Regions from separate parts of the Mus musculus genome. Here region 1 is linked to region 2. The links are chromatin loops, found by intact Hi-C in ENCODE. Cell type or tissue: left cerebral cortex. All regions are shown on one strand. Each heading gives the region's core, and the rest is flanking DNA. Links, peaks and the distances in the headings are about the cores only.

The links. A loop is a pair of places that touch in the nucleus more often than their neighbours do. Peaks named below come from ENCODE experiments on the same cell type or tissue, not always from the same donor. Only the 100,000 strongest peaks of a DNase experiment are listed, where the experiment ranks them.
Region 1: a loop joins it to region 2, with 7 times the contacts of the local background. A loop is called at or near these places in 2 of 42 quality-filtered maps.

What each region holds. Positions count from the first base shown.
Region 1 is chr1:42,063,516-42,074,041 of GRCm38, forward strand. No RefSeq gene overlaps it. Among named protein-coding and RNA genes, the nearest start is that of Gm28175, 190 kb to the right of the region's middle. In left cerebral cortex, for the core only: no CTCF peak of the experiment used is centred there; DNase peaks (open chromatin) are centred at 6,280 and 6,743; H3K27ac peaks cover 790 bases.
Region 2 is chr1:42,007,214-42,017,739 of GRCm38, forward strand. No RefSeq gene overlaps it. Among named protein-coding and RNA genes, the nearest start is that of Gm28175, 250 kb to the right of the region's middle. In left cerebral cortex, for the core only: no CTCF peak of the experiment used is centred there; DNase peaks (open chromatin) are centred at 5,333 and 5,894; H3K27ac peaks cover 1,084 bases.

The DNA of each region.
Region 1 (10,526 bases), core at 1,406-9,405, 56 kb after region 2:
CTATAAATCCATTCATTCTAAAACAGATAAATGCATATTCAGCCTCTGCCAACTGGAATTTTGATCACGAACAGCCCAGACATCGTCTCTGACCTTCTAGACCAGCCCAAGCTATGTCATTGTCATTGAGCTGGAGTCTTCCCATCCCTAAGGAGTGAACTTAAATACACCTGTTGAGAACTAATTGTTTTCTGGCATTATGCTAAGCTATTACCTATATTACCAATTATAAAATTTGCTGGTATTTTACATATGAAATTTATAAAGATTAAGGGTTGGACGATGAACCAAAGAATGATCTAGGACTGGAATTCAGGAACAGCACATTTCAGACTCCTGTTTTTAGTTATCATCTATTTCCTTTCTATACTAATAGTTGTTCAGAATTTAACTTTTCACTTATCTGCAATAGCATTATTGGAAAATGCAGTACACTGTTTATGGTTCCATTGTTTGACATTAGAAAGAACCATTTTTATTTCACATAGGAACTTCTTAAGTTATTGAGGTGGGTTTTCAAAGTTACTATATTTCCTCTTCAAATTTAACTTCACTATAAGTCAGCAACTGCAAATCTTTCCTATATATGAATCATTACAAGGTAAACAGACTTCTGCACATTTTAATACTGTCTTCTCTCATTTGATGCCCACCATACCCTGTATTTGTGTAACATGATTCTCAATTCCTTTAGAGAAACCAGAGTTTGGTGATATCAAAACATAGCATATTTTATTGGAAGACACAGCATGGATGGGTTAGTTAATTAATCAGTTCTTTTGAAATTCATTGGGTCAATTAGAAAGCTAACCATTTCTTGGTGGTGTAAATAACTATTGTTTATTGATCCATAGTTAAACATTTCACAAAACTGAAACAATTTACAGTAAAAATGAGCATTGTTATTCCTCCAATGGAAATGTGTAACTCAACAAGTTTTATTTACAACTTGACATTCTAACATCCTTTGAAAACATGACCCTATGTGCCTTACTCCTTAAATCCAAAAGACCACAGGAACATACAATTTTCACATAAAGGCACAATCACCTGCAAGCTTGGCCTGTGTCTGAGTATAAAATACTCAATGCTACTCCATGGGAAGAAATGGGTGGAAGGAGAGGCAGAAAATATAGCCTTGGAACAAAAATGAGAAGAGAGAGAGAGAGAGAGGAGCTGACAAATGTATTGAGGTTTAAAAGATTCACACTATAAGGTAAAGAGCACTGCTCCTAGGGCATACAGCCTAATGACAGCCAGCAAGCCTGTAGGCAAGTATGTGTTTCTCCAGGACGGAACTGAGTTCTGACAAGTCTCAGGCACTGTTCTGTGCTTTACCAAGGAAGAGGATATGACCAGCATGAAATCCTACCTCCCAAAGCACACATCTTTACTAGACCTACATATGTGACTACATGTGCACAAATGTGCATGCTATGCATAAATATAACTTTATATCTGTTTACCTGTATTCCAGCATGCTGTTCCTAGCACAACCCTCTCCTCTCCTCTCCTATTATGAGAGAAAGCTACACCTACTCTGCCACAACCACCATACCCTAGGCACCAGTTATAACAGTGACTAGAGTTTGTTCAATCCTAAAATGGTTCAGATTTCATTCATACTCCTTCAAAGGCTTTAATGAGAAAATGCTTTCTTATAGCCTTTTCCTGAATCTTTTCCTAGCAAGCGCTATAGGCCGATTATTTTAATTGGCATTCCTGTTATTACAATGTACAGGTCTTTATAACATTTTAAAAGCTACACCCGAGCCTGTATTGATGAAACAATAAAATAAAGTGTTTTCCTTAATGCTAGTATTATGGTAATCCAAAGCAGATTTCATGGGAGAACAAGGAAAAAAAAAGCTGAGAGGAATGGATTTTCCTGGCTTCAGATAATTAGCTAGGCAGTGGAAATTTGGGTGTTTGGAGTACCAGCTATGTCCCTTCTCCAGGGTAGAGGCAGAGGCTCCCATCTAACAGGAACATTTAGTCACGTGTCGCACATATTTTTTTGGACATTAAATGTAGATTTAAAATTAGTAGAAATACAGAAATCCTGTATGGCTCATTTTTTTTTAACTTTTTCTTTTTTTCATACTTTTTTTTCCTTTTATTTTCTTTCTGATTCCCTAATTGTGTGTTCAATTTTGTTTCAGAAGCTCTGGCTTTCACAGTAGATTTTTTTTTCTTAAATTTTTACCCTTTATTTTCGTTTTGTATGTATGGGTGTCTTATTTGTATGTTCAGCTGTACAATGAATGCATGCACTGTCCACAGAGAACAGAAGAAGGGGCAGGATCCCTTGGAATTAAAGGTACAGGTAAGTGTGAGTCACTGGGTGCTGGGAATTGAAACTGAGTCCTCTGGAAGAACAGCCATTGCTCTTAAGCACTGAGCAATCTCTCCTGCCAGTCAGAAGTCCTTAAATAACTGAGGCACCATGTTTGTGAACTACGGAAGGGTCAACGACACCTTTTACCATTTTTTCCTTATAATCTTTCATTTCTGTCTTAGTCACACATATGCTGGCAAAATAATACACTTAGATATTTTGCTAAGATGAGTTAAACATACTCCCCAAAGTGCTTTCAAAGATGTGCTCGAGCGAGCTGCACTAACTGCTCTATCCTGCTGCAGAAGACAACATAGCTTGTTTACAATAGCTTCTTATAAGCCAACTCATAACATTTTAATTCAATGGGATATGTAACTCATGTTTCAATTAAAAGAAAAATTATTACTTTCCTTCATCTGCGTGATTTTTTTTGATAGAATAGTACATTTATATGGTAATTTCCCAAAGATCAACTTTATTTATCGGCAAAGAGCTATTCCGTGATTGTTGTATATTTTCTTTGCTTCTGAAATGTTATCACATTTAATTGCCTGATCTTATTTGGGTTGCAATCATAGTCATTAATTAGTGAGAAGGTGAGGGACAGCATCATATCTAACTATCTGTTATGGCTGCTTTAATGAGGAAAATACCTGCCATCATTTTAAAGGCATCCTGGATGCTTGGCAAATGCAGCTTGCTGTAGTGTTCTCATTTAGGCTGTGAACATCAAAGGAAATTGATGTCAGGTGTGAACAGAAGCTGTTGAATATATCTGCTGAGGAAGCTGAGTGGTGTGTCTGGGTAGGAGAGATGAAGGGCAGCTCATAACATTAACGGAACTACAGGTAATTAGTGTAAACTTTCAGTGCCTGGTGTGTCTGTGGAACAAGAAATACATTATTTATGTTTATCCGGTATGGCATCATAGAAGTTTTAAGTATTTCTATTGTTTTCTGTTTGTTTCTTTGTTTCTGTTTTTATGAAGAAGGTAAGAGATGATACTGAATAATAAAACTATACTATCTGCAAGACATTTTTTCATAGGATATAAGAAAATCCATGGTTTAGAAGCAAAGAAAGGTATATATTTTAGAATAACTACTAAAATAGCAACATATAAGTTAGGACCACTCCTTGATTTTTTGACTGTATGACTAACTTCAAAGGGGGCAAATGGGAGAGTGACTGATTGATGATATGAATGGCTTTAATAAGCATTTCTCGTGGAGCAAAACTCAGCACTCTAAATGGCGATATTTTAGCAGAGTAGATCCTTTAACAACTACACTTATATATGGTGCATCTGTAATTCAATGTGGCAAAATAATATTTACATTCCCCAAAGGCTGTTACAATATATTACACACACAAAATGAGCTTGTATAAGAAATGCCAAACTGCAGATGTGCTGGCAGCAGAGGCAGCCTCTGTGGATTGCTCTGCGTGGCAAGCCCTATCCGTCTGGAGAAACTACCCCTCCTCAGTTTTAAAATTGGAATTAATGTACTGAATATACCTTGGGCTTTCCTTGGCTTTTAGGGGTAGAATTGAACTTAACTTCCATTTAAAAATATGTGCATAAGTCCCTTCTTCGTGCCCTTATTTCCCCTGAAACAATAAACTGGTGAATCTGAACTTCTCTTGATATTCAGCCAGAAAATGCTATTCAGAAGAGTATTTTTCTTGATATGGAAGGTTACTCTTTATTTATACACTGGTCACCCACCTGTGTAGACTTGGTTGATTAGCTGCAATTTCCGCAGTAACTGTTGAATACATGAAGGTAGCTTCCTTTCCTTTAGTATCCAATCAATGGAACAGGCAAACTTCAGGTTCACTGAATATTCCTGACAGACAGGGCATGCTCATAGGACATGTGGATATATCTGTATATACATATCTTACAAATGGCAAAGTTCTCTGGGAGTAACATGTTGAGTGCTCATTTTCTTAATATCTTTGATATCTCTAATTATGAATGATAATAATTACAGTATTATATGCCCATAATACTCTTCAGTTATACTACTGAAACATTATTTTACTTAAATTAATTAAAAATTTAGTTTAATCTGTAATTTCTCTGTTTCATAAAACACATATCATGAAACCCATGCCTGTATGTTTTATGACAAATGTATTCATTTGGGAGAAATCCAGGATCCTCTTGTGAAAACTATTCAAGCCACAAACGAAGAAACAACCTATCTAAGGCAATTCAACTGTACAAGACATAGTACTGTTCAATGCCAGAAATTTAACAAATTTACCTTTATAATGTCCTGTGGGCTCATACTTTGACATAAATAACCATAGTATTTATCTCCTTTTAAAACTCATCTATCATTCAAATGAAAAATATTTCATCTACCCTGAACATACGTTAAATATAAATATATATTTTCACATAATATATGTTCATAAGAAATTGTGTGTATGGTCTGATCTGAGCCACTTCAGGGAGATTCTAAACTCTCCAACATGTGTTTGATGCTGACTCTGTAGATCTGAGCCTTTGGGATCCTGGGCAGTCATCATCCTGATTTCTGGTCCTGGCTTGACCACTGCCCAGGTGGGTGATTTTTGTATTTATCAGAAAAGTGAAGATAATGATAGATCGATCAATAGATAGATAGATATAGATATAGGTATAGGTATAGGTATAGGTATAGGTATAGGTATAGGTATAGGTATAGATATAGATATAGATATAGATATAGATATAGATATAGGGGGATAGATACCTCTACACACACTCTCACACAAAAGTAGAACAAGAACTATACAGAAAGCACCAAATTATTCCATTTTCATTTCTTCCTCTGGAAGAAGTGCTGCTAATCACTGGACCATTTCTTCAGACGCTTGTTTTCATTATTTTCATCCAATCATTTGGAGATCTACTTTTAAGCATAATCCTCTGAACATACCACCTGAAATAAGTATTAAATAATTATTTATTTACTTAAGTTAGTTTATTTACTTAATTTAAAAGGTTATGTTACCTTTATAGTGTCCATGGAGGTATCAGTATACTGCATGTGGTAGCTTTCTCATGATCATGCTCAGATGAGCATCATCTTTACAGCTACAAGGCTGTTCCAGTGACAACATGTTGATGATGGTGGCAGTTATGCACCATGAAGCCAGACTCACTGTACTTAAATCCAAGTTCTATTACTTAATGGTGCTTAATTATCAGCTCCTTCAATACATTTTTCCACTGGGAAGAGCAAATGAATGCTTTTCTCAGTGGCTCAAGTTGAAAGTGTTTGGTGCATATTTGGCACATCATACCAGGGACCTTGGTATTCACTCCTTCGCTTTAATTATCAGGATATTGATCTCAAAGAAAAATAAAATTCTGGAGGCCTCATATCGGGAACCCTTTCCTCATTTCTTTATTTATTTAACTCATATTTGTTAATGTCCTAGATTTCAGTGCTCCAATAGAAGCATTAAAAAATACCCAACAAATGAAAACTATCCTGGGGAATTTGCATGGGATAAAACAGTCAAGACATCTTCACTTGGGTCTCATTTGATTAGTCCCTAACTCAATGTTTCCAGGTAATCCAATGGGATCCTGTGAATTTACAATCCCACCATTTCTGACTTCAAATTCTCCCTGATGTTGACAATGGTCTCACCTCTGCTCCTAATTTCCCTGTATCTGTCTTGCTCTTGAATAGTCTCATCTACCTTCAGGGTTTCCACCTATGGATTTACCAAATTATAGAATGCCCATTACAGAGCTCACGTCAAGTCTGAGTCCTGTCTGAACACAGTCTTCCTAGTTCCACATGGAAATGCCACAGAGACATCATCTCCACCTCGGGTTCAAATCCTCTCACTGTCTTCTATCCAGTCTGCTCACTCTCCAGGGCAGTATTCTCAGAGACTGGCTCTGGAGTTAGCAATGTGGCATCATGTTACAGATCAGCCCACTTTCTTGTGCCTCATATTCACTTTAAATCCAAATTTCTAAAATTTAAGTGGCAAGAAATAAGCTTTGTAGGATTTATAGGACCCCATGTTTCCCAAGGGTGCTTTGAAGACTTGTCTAAGTATAATCAATGCCACAAATATCAGAGTACTCTGGAGAACTAAGGGGCAGCCTCAAGGTCATCTCTGACTTCCTAATAACATATTGATTACCTCACAATTAATTTGATAGTGGACACCTCCACACCCATTGTCAGTAGCCTATAGCAGCTTGAGGCACCTGTTCTACCTGTGGTATTTCTCAGAAACAGGCCTACAGATTTCGAGAGGAAAACATAATTCATTTAAGGCTACGAAAAGGGGGGAAATGTGAGTGCAAACGTGGGAAATATAAAAGATAAAATGTGCTGGGACAATGTGTCCTGGAGAACAGATGGCTGCTGTGGGAGGGGGGTGGTTGAGTAGCTGTCCTGAAAGAAAAGGAGAGTCTATAACAGGGAGCGTCTATATAAATCAACCCAGAGTGCTAAGGGAGAGAAATTTAGACTTGCTGTTGAGGCTGAATTCATTTCAGAACCCGGTGCCTTAGGGTAACTGGACATTTCCTGTTTCAAGGTTCTTTGGCCCTGTCATCCAGGAGAGTCTATCACTGATGAGATATTGGGACACAGTTTGCTCCTCTTGAGACAGACTGTACAGAACTAAAATTACTCTTCTCAAATACTTTCAGCCATCTCAAAATTGCTCTTTAGTGTTTAGCTAAGACACTGGATTATATAATCATTATTTTATCCTTACCAGTACCATGTCCCTTCACACTATATTGAGTAAAATACAAAGTTACACAATAACACAATTGAGCATATTGCTATAGAAGTATTCCAAAGATTCTAAATGCTGACACTTAATTTTAATAAAAATTTAAATACCATCTTTGAAACTCAGTCACATTAGATGAAAGAAAATTGTGTTTTCAACACAATAGACACTTAAGTGAAAGTGCATTTTTTAGTGCTTTTTTTTATTGGATATTTTCTTTATTTGAATTTCAAATGCTATTCCCTTTCCCGGTTTTCCCCCATCTGAAACCCCCTATTACATCCTCCCTCCCCCTGCTTCTATAAGGGTATTCCTTCCCCACCCACCCCCTTCTGCCTCCCCACCATGTCACCACCCTATACTGGGGCATCAAGCCTTCATAGGATTAAGGGCCTCTCCTCCCATTGATGCCTGACAAGGCCATCCTCTGTTACATATGCAGCTGGATCCATAGTCCCTCCATGTGTACACATGGTTGGTGGTTTAGTTCTTGGGTGCTCTTGGGGGGTCTTATTGGTTGATATTGTTGTTCTTCCTATGGGGTTGCAAACCCCTTCAGCTCCTTCAGTCCTTTCTCTAACTCTTCCACTGGGGTCCCCATGTTCAGTCCGATGGCTGGCTGCGAGCATCCACATCTGTATTTGTCAGGCTCTGGAAGAGCCTCTCAGGAGACAGCTATATCAGGCTCCTGTCAGCAAGCACCTCTTGGCATCCACAATAGTGTCTGGGTTTGGTGACTGTATATGCAACGGATCCCCAGCTGGGGCAGTCTCTGGATGGCCTTTCCTTCAGTCTCTACACTTTGACTCCGTATTTGCTCCTGTGAATATTTTGTTACCCCTTCTAAGAAGGACCAAAGCATCCACACATTGGTCTTCCTTCTTCTTGAACTTCATGTGGTCTGTGAGTTATATTTTGGGTATTCTGACTTTTGGGGCTAATATCCATTTATCAGTGAGTGCATACCAAGTGTGTTCTTTTGTGACTGAGCTACCTCACTCAGGATGATGTTTTCTAGTTCCATCCATTTGCCGAAGAACTTCATGAAATCATTGTTTTAATAGCTGAGTAGTACTCCATTGTGTAAATGTACCACATTTTCTGTATCTATTCCTCTGTTGAAGGACAACTGGGTTCTTTCCAGCTTCTGGCTATTATAAATAAGGCTGCTTTGAACATAGTGGAGCATTTGTCCTTGTTATATGTTGGAGCATCTTCTGGGTATATGCCCAGGAGTAGTATAGATGGGTCCTCATGTAATACTATGTCCAATTGCATCTGAAATGAAACCTCTCTACTGTGTTTAACTGTGAACTTAAACAATAGAAGGACCTCTTCATGCCTTACCATGGGCCCCGTGAAGCCACCTGTGTGGATGTGCAGTCATTAAGCAAACTGATACACTGACCAAGTCAAAGAGGAAGCTGTGCATTCTGGAGATGCCCTTGAAATGTCATCGTTACTCAGCTGACTTTTATACATAAGAGCTAATGTCAGTGCAACTCTGGATCTTCTCTTTTTCCAGGATGATCTATGAGAACAAAAGAGGGTGACCTTAAAAGCAAATACCCAAGAAACTAGTCATGGCAGCATGGATATTGGGTAAATGGCTCAAAGTGAGGTGGGCTACTTAACTCAGGAGCAGAAGGAGACAAAGTGAGAACAGACAAGATACTTTGTTTCTTTACATTACCTCCACTGATACTTTGTTTCTTTATGTACCTCCACTCCTAGCAAAAATACTGTTGCTACTTGAAAAGATCTCAGGCATCACGGTGACCTATTATGGGTCATTTAATGTCAAACATCAGCATAGTTGAAACACAATTAAAGACACCTCTCTTGTTAAAGACTCTGAAATTCCAGCACCAGGTTGCCCTGTTGCTGTATGGGAAATAGTGAAGAGGTAGCTATAGAAAGAACATTTATACTTAGTAGCTCTAATGAGGTTTTGACATTTGCAATATATATAATGTGTGACCCAAGTTTTCATTCAAAGAGGTGATGTGAGAGAGCATGTTGTTGATTTGAAACAAAAGTGGTATCTAAAAGAGAGTGGCAGATAAGAGGTTCCCCCATAGAATAGGAGACAGCGAGTAAATTGTATTTCTACTGAGAGAAATGTCACTAGACACACACACACACACACACACACACACACACACATACACACACATACACATTTAAAAAGATAAAATTACCAGAGGTGTTCTGGGATTGTGGCTACTTTACATATATTGATTTATTGATCCTCATTGTTGTATTAAATTATAAAGCCAACATCAAAGAATTCTGTGAAAGCAGAAGTTACGTTCCTATGTGGATTGGGTGAGAGGATTTGTTATCCTTTGGGATATGAGTTAGTGGTAATCAGAAGAAAGTTAGAATAAGATCTCAACTGAAATACTAGCAAAAAAAAAAAAACAAACAAACAAAACAACAAGGCTGTCATCAGCCGAGTAAAAGATAAACAATGAAAACTTTCTACAATGATTAGTGAGAATATAGTTTACTTGCAATTGGTTTTCCAGAAAGCTTTTTACAACAGAGATAGGAAGACTGTAGCCCCAGAAGAAGCAATGAATGGTCTTCCTGGCTCCATGGTACAAGTATTATATCACTGGATGCTCACAGTTGACTAATTTCATGTTATCCCTCCTCCACAAGACTTTGAGGCCTCATTCACACTAATTTGCAGAAGATTAAGGAGCTGGGGAGGGGTTAAAGCAGAACTTTTCCTGGTCTCTCTGGCATGTGATGTGATGTGTGTGTGTGTGTGTGTGTGCGCGCGCGCATGCCTATACACATGCATTTTATGAAATTGTAACACTTAGTCAATATCAAACAGATTCTGGGATTACAAAACCAAGTATAAGCATGACCAGAACCACCTCTGAGACATATTTTTTAGGACCCAGGAAATTATTTTAGTGTCTTTGCGATTGAATTCTGAAAAAAATCTATCTAGCTCTCAAAATAATAATTTTCCATCCTTGGAGTAACCATTTCTCTATCAGAAAACCTACAGAAAGGAAAAACACTCTTTCAGATTCAAAGAACACCATAAAATGCTGTCAGAGTGGCATGGAGGACAAAGAACACCATAAAATGCTGTCAGAGAGGCATGGAGGACAAAGAACACCATAAAATGCTGTCAGAGAGGCATGGAGGACATGAGCCTTGTAAGTGCAGGTGGTGATGACTCTAAGATAAGTTGAAAAATAACTTTCCCCATGGACCTTCTGGGTTCTCTGAGAAAACAGACATCTGATACCCACTGGTCTCAAAGGGGACATATATCTAAATGCTCAGATGTCATTTATAAGCATGAATCATATGACCATAGAAAAATTGAGAACATTTGTTCAGTTCATCTTCCTAGAGGCTGAATGCAAAAATACTCCAAGAATACAATCCT
Region 2 (10,526 bases), core at 1,725-9,724:
CTGGGACTTTACGTGGGTAATCTTGAATTAAAGATGGAAACTTAATTTTGAAGGTATGTGTACTTTTTTGGAAGCACAGAGGTCAGAAACTGCAAAACTAAATCTTCAAATGGAATCTCATAAAAATTAATCACACACACACACACACACACACACACACACACACACACACATGCACTAAGCAAGAATTAGGAGAACCTTGCTCTTGTGTCAAAGTGTATGGCATAAAAAGGCCATAGAATCAAACAAAACAAAACAAAACAACAAAACAAAACAAACAAAAAATAAAAAGTTAAAGATGAACAGCACGGAAAAAAAAGGCCAGCAAGGATACCATGAAGAAAAAATAAAGTAACATCAGCTGTCCTCATCTAATAACTTCCCCCAAATGGTTTCTACATCCCCCAATGATAGGAGACATTATTTATAATTCAAGAGGTCACTGTATGCTATGACCAACATGTTTGCATCTTCCAAACTCCTATGCTGAATCCAGACCTCTTAGACAATAGTATTAGAATGAAGGAAAGGCAATTAGTTCTCAGAGAGAAAGCCTTCGTCTATAGTGTAGGTACCTTTATAACAGAAGCCCCAGAGAGTGCTTTCTCTGTATGTATTAATCACCTTTGCCTCACCACACAGAAATACCTGAAGTAATTAACTTATAAAAGAGAGAGATTTATTTACCTTACAGTTGGGAAATTCATATTCACGATTAGCAGCAACAGCAGTTAGAGCTCTGATGAGGATAACCAAAGTGGTGGTGGTGGGGAACATCTGGAGGTGTGCTGGGGCTCCTTGCTGATTCCATAGACTCTGGCCGATTGGCAGAGTGATGTCACCTGAGACAGATGCATGCAGATTTTTGCCACTCATATTCTGAGGCAAGACATGTGGAGGAAAGGTGATGCTTGGAGGGAGTATAAAATGGACTAGACAGAAAATAGCAAAGGCTGAGCTAGGCTTGCTTGCAGAGCTGCTATGCAATGCTCATTGCTCTTGTGCTTTCGATAAACTTTACTTCGCTGAGAGAGGCACAGCCAAGAACTTCTGGTGTCCCTATGACTCATGCCTAGGCTGAGGTCTGACTGTCTCTGCTATGTCATGCCACTGCTGCAGATTTTAGTTTTCTATACAAACTCTACCATATTGGACTGCTGGAACATCTGCGAAGTGTTTGCCAGTGGATCTAGCTGCCACTGCTGGCCTATGAACTCAACTGCTCATTTCCTGGCAATGCGATGGGATTTGCTCAAAAGGACCTTTCTAAATAGGTTCACCTCTCCTGTGTTATTTCTTTTCCACTACCTGTGGTGGGTGGTAGGATAGAAAGGAGGTTAAAGTGTTTTAAAATCACCATTAAAAGTAGGCTTTGAAAGAATTAAAATTACATTCTAGAAAGTAGAAGAACTGTGTAAAGTCAGCAGGTTGACTCAGGACAAGAGAGGAGCTTTGAGGGACTGTGTAGACAAGAGCCTTGACTTGAGCAGAACTCTATCATTTATAATTTCTTCCCTCAAACAACCTACTGTGCACTCTACTTCTAACTGGCTCTTCTGAGTTGATGAAATGAAGATGCTCCTGCAATAGGATGTCTGTGTGACAAGAAGGTAAGGAACTTCTGTTATCTGTGCTGTGATCTCTGAATTAGGCCATTTGAATGAGGCAGATGAGGGAATCTGATTGCATGGGGTTGGTAAAAGTAACTCTCTAAGAAATCTGCCTGTTCTGTGGGAGTCTGAAGAATAATTGGCTAATGAGAGAATGATTACTTTGTTCAGACATGATTACTGAAAAAAAAATGTTTCATCCATATGTTGCTAAATAATAGGAAATTCTCCAGTGAAGGGGCGGGGGACAATGATTAGAAGAAATAAGATAGGTCAAGAAAATGCTTCCCAATGTGGTAGTAAATTTCTTTTGGAGCAGGCTAACTCTGAGCAAGTATGATATTTTATTGTACTAGAGGAAGCCTGCATATACCCTGCAAGTTCAGAGTTTCAGTTACAAAAACAACAAAAAAAAAAAAATACTATGTAGGAATATTTTTCTTTTGAATCAAAGAATTGTGCCCTCTCTTGCTATGCTTTGCAGCCACAATAACCAGCTCCTCCCCTGTTTTTCTTTGTGAAGCTTAATGTCATTCTGGTTGTGGTGTGAAAAGAGCTAAGTTGTATGTTGATATTTCTCAAAATAGCCTCCAACATGCTTAATTAAAATTCATTTGCTGGAACTGACCACATCAACCTAGGATCCTAGCAGAGGCTACTGGATCCCAGAGAGTTGGCAGCTTTACTTTAATTTTGACTAGTCTACAGAGGCAAGGTGACTATTCAATGCCTTCCAAATTTCTCAAAAATCATTTAAAGCCAAACAGAAAAATAGTTGTGTGTAACATTGAAGCTGGTTTTGGCCACCATGGTTGACAAGCACAAAGCACATTATTCTAGTATGAAGAACAGTGTACCCCTCTTTCCAAAGGCTTCCTTGCCTCAGAACCTTCCAAACAGAACCACAGAACTCTGCTTTCGGCAGTCAAAGTTGGCTCCTCAAAGTTTTATGTAGTCTTTTCTACAAATGAATGCCACACTGTTTGGAATTGCTATATTTCTGTAAATATACACCATAATCAATATCTGAACATGAGCCAAGGGTCTATGACAGGAGCTGAAGATTGTCATCAAACAAAATTATCACTCGCACATACAAAGAATATACAACATTATGGGTACTTATTCAGCACAGCCAGTCTGCAGGCCTGTGGTGGTTCACAGAGTGGAAGTGTGTCAGCCAGGCTTTGGCTGATGAGAGGAGTCCATTCAGGGAGCAAAAGCACTGATGGTGTAGAGCAAAGCTTGTGTGTAGATGAAGCCTTTCAAGCATGCAGTATTGCCAAGCGACAACCTTCAACATGACCAGAGTGCAACCAAGTGGAATGTTCATGCATCATACATAGGACAGGAAAACTGGGTCTGGAGCTAAAGAAAATGAGTGTGAGTTAAAACATAACTCACATGTCACTGGTGTTTAACTACTGGGGGATGACATCTGGCTCAACTGAAGAAAGAGAGACAGAGCCACACAGAGATAACTTCAATATCTTATCTAAATTCTGAACATAAGAAAAGAAGATGAGTTTTGCAAAAGAGGAGATAAACCAAGGACTGGATGCATGTTGAGCAAGAACAGCATCCAACAGGTCAGAGGATTTGAGGATATGGTGGCAAATGATGTATAAAGATAATGACAAAGAGGAATAGTCACACAGAGGAAATACAGAGAAGAACTCATAGTTACAGGCTTCTGGAAGGCTAATATTATTACTCTCAAAAGAATCTTAAGGCCTAGAGCCTAGTGTCTGTGGTATAGTTCCTATCAAGTATAGCATCATTTGAGCTCTGTTAGCCTTAAGAAACCAGAAATTCCCACTAAATATTTGCCACTGGCATGGGATGATCACATTCTCAGCCCAAGATACCTGCGGATTTCTAAGTGGCAATCTTCTAGACAGAAGGAATTCTTGATTTACGATGGTCTTTAATACTTACTCTGGCCATGCTAGAGGATGCGGCATGGATCAAGAATGAGACATTCCTGCCTAGCTTTGCCCACATAACAAATCCCTCAATAAGAAGAGTAATTGGTAGTGTTTTATATTTGGAAAGGGTAGCAAAATAGCATATGGATGTAGTCAAGTAGGTTAGGATGTATAAAAAGATTGAATGTCTGGGTTTGTCAGACATTGTGAACTATGCTTCAGAGAAAAACTTAGGATAAGACAAGAGTGGGTAGGCTCTGGGAATCTGATTGTTGTTCAGTCAGTGAAGGGGAAAAGGTGAAGTTGGAATGGGATGGGAGCCAGAACACTGTAGGCCAGCTCCCTATTGCTATGACAAAACGGTAACTTGGGAAGAAAAAAGATTTATCTAGGCCCACAGTTCCTGAGTCTTCAGTCCATAGTCTCTTGCTCTGCTGCTTTGGTGGTGGGAACATATGGTGGAGAAAAACTTAACCATCTCAAGTTTTCAGCAGTCATGAAGAAAAAATAGGTAAGAAGAGGGTGAGATCCTAGCATCTCTTTCAGAGGTACACCACAAAGGTCAGATGTCATTTCTCTTGCTCAAGGTTCCTCTCAATAATGATATGGCGTGGATACAAAGCCTCCAACCCATTGGCCCCTGGAAGACACTTAAGATCTAAATATAGTGAAGTGGAACACTCAGAGGACTTGGAATAAGAAGTTTAAAGAAGAAGCACAAATAGGAAGTAGTTATTTAAATGTTCCTTATTCCTAATTTTATAATTATATTTAAGTGATGATAAAATATTTTTCTTTAGAATATAGTACATAGAGCATATACTACATTTTTATTTATCTTTCTTTCATTTTTCCCAAGCATGGTCTTCATCTGAGAGAGTAGGAATGATGGAAGGGTCGAGTAACAAAGCATAGAATAGCAGAGTAGGGTGTGTGGAAAAACACACAGACTAATGTGAATTTATAAAAATAATTTTCAGAAAACATGTGTTATCCAATGAGGAAGCTATATAACATAAAGTATTCCTTCCATTACTACACAAATGAGGCTTGGGGGGGTTATAATGAGGGAGAATACATATCAATTTATTCAGGCCAAAGTAGTGGGAGTTGAGTAAAATTAAATATATCTAGAGGGGGAGAGCACACTACAGGCCTCAGCTCAGATCTTCTCAACCCTGGCTTTTATGTGGCCTGCAAGATAATAGTGTTTTCATATTTTGAATTATTGAAGAAAATAAGAAAAATAAGATCAATGCTTCCTGTTAGGTGGAGATTGTATGAAATCCATATTGTAATGTCAGTAGGTGAGATTATAATGAAGCACAGATGTACTTGGAGTGTACAACTTTGTGCATACTCATCCAGTGACCATCAAGACAAATGTCTTTGTCAGAGACTGTGTTGCTTGCAAAGCCTAAAGTAGTTACTATTTTCTGGCCCTTTATGGGACATTTTGCCAGCCACTGAACTAGAAGTCTCTTTATTTTTCCTTTCTTGTAGCTGTGAAAGTTGTTTATTTTCTTATATATGTTCCTATGGGTGTAAACTGGGCTAACATTAACATGCATTAAACATTGAGTCAAAATTTGGGGGGAAAAGAAATAGTAATTTTTTATGGTTATTGATTTTTCTCTGTTTCTAAAAACACTTGGAAAAGAAACAGACTTTTCATTTGTGTCTACCACTGGGCTGGGATCTCCTCAGCAGCTGCACAGGCTGTAAGCATATGCTCTCGGTGGAAACATTTTTAACCCATTTCACAAGTATTTGCTGAGCAATGTCCGAGACATCAGGAGAGTCTCAAGAGAAAAGGAGTGGCCTCTGTCATCACAGAGGTTGCATATGCACAGTGAGGTGCAACCTTGAATGGAAGGGATTAGGAAGCCAAGTAAATTGAGGGCATGAAAATTTCTGTGCGGAAAATGAAGGTGGCTGGAGGGTAATTCAGTTGCGAAAGAGGACTCACACAGGAAGGGTAAGACTGAAGAAAGGATACTTGACCTGAAATCTGACAGACAAAGGGAACCAGCCATGCACAGAACCCAAGAACACAATCTGATAAAAGCAAAAGAAATGCAAGATCTGTGTTCCAAGGCCAATCTGTGGTCCCTGTGAAAGAGCAAATGAGTGGGTGAGTTGCAGAGAGAGGATGGAAGGGTGGGAAGAAGTAAAGAGACAGAAGAAATCAAAGTACACCAGAAAGATACACAAGGAGCCAGTATCTTTATGTCATCATCAGGAGTCTGAATTTTATTCTGAGCACAATAGGTTTAGGTGGGGGCAGTGGTGGGTGAGAACATTTTCAAAAGAGCCATCTGGGTGCCACGCCTCTGCACCAATACCATAGTTGAGAGTGTGTAATCACAGACTACCAGGGGTACAGAAGAAGTAGGCGGGAAACGGCAGATGCTGGGTCCCAGCAGATGGTAAGAAGCAGGAAAGTATGAGTTGTGTTTGGGAGATGAAACTGGAAGTCTTTAATATAAGTTAGAAAAAAAAGAAGAAGAAGAATTATGTTAGGAAAAAAAGATGGTGTTTGAAAATGATCTCAATCCTACTCAAAACCCATATATTTAGATGAAAGGGGAGAGAGAAGTTTAGCCATGGTTGTGTCTAAGCATCTTACACTCAAGTGTGTGAAATGTACAGAGTTCCCCCAATTTAAGGTGGCACCCATCAGCTCCAAGTCCTATGTTCTGTTTTACAGAGAACAGGCATCGAAGTACTGACATCCTGATGTGCCTTGGTGATCAGGGCAGATCTGCCAATATTCAGTCTGAATTATGTGAAAATGTGGACACATAATTCTACACAATCACCAAACACATAATTTCAAACACAATCACCAAAAGCAAAGTTTGATTACCAGTGACAGATCACAAGGACAACCAGACAATATGGTCCTGTGAAAAATCGCATTTCAAATGTTAAAATCCTCAGGGTGGTCTGGACTTTAAGACCCACATACGAGAATGGGTATGCAGGGACATTTACTGCCTGCAAGGTGCGCACTGCATCGTCACTGAAGCTCGGGAGGAGTTGAAACCAAATCAGTATTCTACTTTTTCATGCAATAGGAGGACAGAGAGTAGATAGATAAATAGATAGATAGATAGATAGATAGATAGATAGATAGATAGATAGATAGATAGATAGACGATAGAGATATAAATACATGAGATAGATGATAGATAGATAGATTGATAGATGATAAGAGATAAATGAAATAGATAGATGATAGATAGATCAGTAGGTAGATAGATGATGGATTGGTAAGTAGATAGATCCTTCTCAATAGTCACAAATAATATAAAATATCTTGGCATGACTCTAACTAAGGAAGTGAAAGATCTGTATGATAAAAACTTCAAATCTCTGAAGAAAGAAATTAAAGAAGATCTCAGAAGATGGAAAGATCTCCCATGCTCATGGATTGGCAGGATCAACATTGTAAAAATGGCTATCTTGCCAAAAGCAATCTACAGATTCAATGCAATCCCCATCAAAATTCCAACTCAATTCTTCAACGAATTAGAAGGAGCAATTTGCAAATTCATCTGGAATAACAAAAAACCTAGGATAGCAAAAAGTCTTCTCAAGGATAAAAGAACCTCTGGTGGAATCACCATGCCTGACCTAAAGCTTTACTACAGAGCAATTGTGATAAAAACTGCATGGTACTGGTATAGAGACAGACAAGTAGACCAATGGAATAGAATTGAAGACCCAGAAATGAACCCACACACCTATGGTCACTTGATCTTCGACATGGGAGCTAAAACCATCCAGTGGAAGAAAGACAGCATTTTCAACAATTGGTGCTGGCACAACTGGTTGTTATCGTGTAGAAGAATGCGAATCGATCCATACTTATCTCCTTGTACTAAGGTCAAATCTAAGTGGATCAAGGAACTTCACATAAAACCAGAGACACTGAAACTTATAGAGGAGAAAGTGGGGAAAAGCCTTGAAGATTTGGGCACAGGGGAAAAATTCCTGAACAGAACAGCAATGGCTTGTACTGTAAGATCGAGAATTGACAAATGGGACCTAATGAAACTCCAAAGTTTCTGCAAGGCAAAAGACACCGTCAGTAAGACAAAAAGACCACCAACAGATTGGGAAAGGATCTTTACCTATCCTAAATCAGATAGGGGACTAATATCCAACATATATAAAGAACTCAAGAAGGTGGACTTCAGAAAATCAAATAACCCCATTAAAAAATGGGGCTCAGAACTGAACAAAGAATTCTCACCTGAGGAATACCGAATGGCAGAGAAGCACCTGAAAAAATGTTCAACATCCTTAATCATCAGGGAAATGCAAATCAAAACAACCCTGAGATTCCACCTCACACCAGTCAGAATGGCTAAGATCAAAAATTCAGGTGACAGCAGATGCTGGCATGGATGTGGATAAAGAGGAACACTCCTCCATTGTTGGTGGGATTGCAGGCTTGTACAACCATTCTGGAAATCAGTCTGGCGGTTCCTCAGAAAATTGGACATAGTACTACCGGAGGATCCAGCAATACCTCTCCTGGGCATATATCCAGAAGATGCCCCAACGGGTAAGAAGGACACATGCTCCACTATGTTCATAGCAGCCTTATTTATAATAGCCAGAAGCTGGAAAGAACCCAGATACCCCTCAACAGAGGAATGGATACAGAAAATGTGGTACATCTACACAATGGAGTACTACTCAGCTATTAAAAAGAATGAATTTATGAAATTCCTAGCCAAATGGATGGACCTGGAGGGCATCATCCTGAGTGAGGTAACACAATCACAAAGGAACTCACACAATATGTACTCACTGATAAGTGGATATTAGCCCCAAACCTAGGATACCCAAGATATAAGATACAATTTCCTAAACACATGAAACTCAAGAAGAATGAAGACTGAAGTGTGGACACTATGCCCCTCCTTAGAATTGGGAACAAAACACCCATGGAAGGAGTTACAGAGACAAAGTTTGGAGCTGAGATGAAAGGATGGACCATGTAGAGACTGCCATATCCAGGGATCCACCCCATAATCAGCATCCAAACGCTGACACCATTGCATACACTAGCAAGATTTTATTGAAAGGACCCAGATGTAGCTATCTCTTGTGAGACTATGCCGGGGCCTAGCAAACACAGAAGTGGATGCTCACAGTCAGCTAATGGATGGATCACAGGGCTCCCAATGGAGGAGCTAGAGAAAGTACCCAAGGAGCTAAAGGGATCTGCAACCCTATAGGTGGAACAACATTATGAACTAACCAGTACCCCGGAGCTCTTGACTCTAGCTGCATATGTATCAAAAGATGGCCTAGTCGGCCATCACTGGAAAGAGAGGCCCATTGGACTTGCAAACTTTATATGCCCCAGTACAGGGGAACGCCAGGGCCAAAAAGGGGAAGTGGGTGGGTAGGGGAGTGGGGATGGGTGGGTATGGGGGACTTTTGGTATAGCATTGGAAATGTAAATGAGCTAAATACCTAATAAAAAATGGAAAAAAAAGGAAATAGAGAGAGGTTGATAAGTGATAAATAGATGATAGATAAGTAGATATAAATTGGATTTATAGATGATAGGTAGATAGATAGATGATAGATGATAGACAGACAAATATGTAGATGAAGATTATGTAATATATTTTATAGAGAAAGGGAGTGAGTGAGTTTGATTTAAAAAAAAAGAAAAGAAAGCTTTATTTTGGAGGAAAGAATCTAAAGTTTAAATGTACAGAGCTCAAATGTAATGTACCTCTCTGGACAGACAGAGATTTGTCTCAAATAGTAAGTATTGTTTGGGGCACATATATAGTATGCAACCCCCCTTTTGTGATAAGGGTCATATTAGTTGCTTATTTAACACCCAACAAAGTTGTTCTCATCTAAGCAAAGTGAATGGATATGGTGTGGTCACTATCAGAGTAGCCTGACTCAGCTAAGATAGCCACATTTACTCAATGGTATTTCTCTCTCTTTCTATTTTTATTAGATTTTTTCTTTATTTACATTTCAAATGTTACCCCCTTTCCTGGTTTCCCCTTCAAAAACCCCCTATCCCATCCACCCTCCCCCTGCTCACCAACTCACCCACTCCTGCTTCCATCTCCATGCATTCCCCTACACTGGCGCATACAGCCTTCTCCCGACCAAGGGTCTCTCCTCCCATTGATGTCCAACAAGGCCATCCTCTGCTATATATGCAGCTGGAGCCATGGGTCCCTCCATGTGTATTCTTCAGTTGGTAGTTTAGTTCCTGGAGGCTCTGGAGGTAGTGGTTGGTTCATATTGTTGTTTCTCCTATGGGGCTGCAAGCTCATTCAGTTCCTTCAGTCATTTCTCTAGCTCCCCCAATGGGGATCTTGTGCTCAGTCCAATGATTGGATGAGATCATCTACCTCTGAATTTGTCAGGCACTGGCAGAGCCTCTTAAGAGACAACAATATCAGGCTCCTGTCAGCAAGCACTTGTCTGTAACAACAACAGTGTTTGGGTTTGGTGACTATATATGGGATGGATCCCCAGGTGAGGCAGTCTCTGAATGACCTTTCCTTCAGTCTCTGCTCCACACTTTGTGGAGTATCTGTCTCTATCTCCTCCTATGGGTATTTTGCTCCCCCTTCTAAGAAGGACTGAAGCATCTACACTTTGATCTTCCTTCTTCTTGAGCTATAGTTGGTTTGTGAACTGTATCTTGGGTATTCTGAGCTTCTGGGCTAATATCCACTTATTGGTGAGTGAATAAATACTATGTGTGTTCTTTTGTGATTGGGTTACCTCACTCAGGATAATACTTTAGAAAGTATCTAGTTCCATCCATTTGCCTAAGAATTTCATGACTTCATTGCTCTTAATAGCTGAGTAGTACTCCATTGTGTAAATGTACCACATTTTCTGTATCCATTCCTCTGTTAAGGGACATCTGGGTTCTTTCCAGGTTCTGGCTATTATAAATATGGATGCTATGAGCATAGTGGAG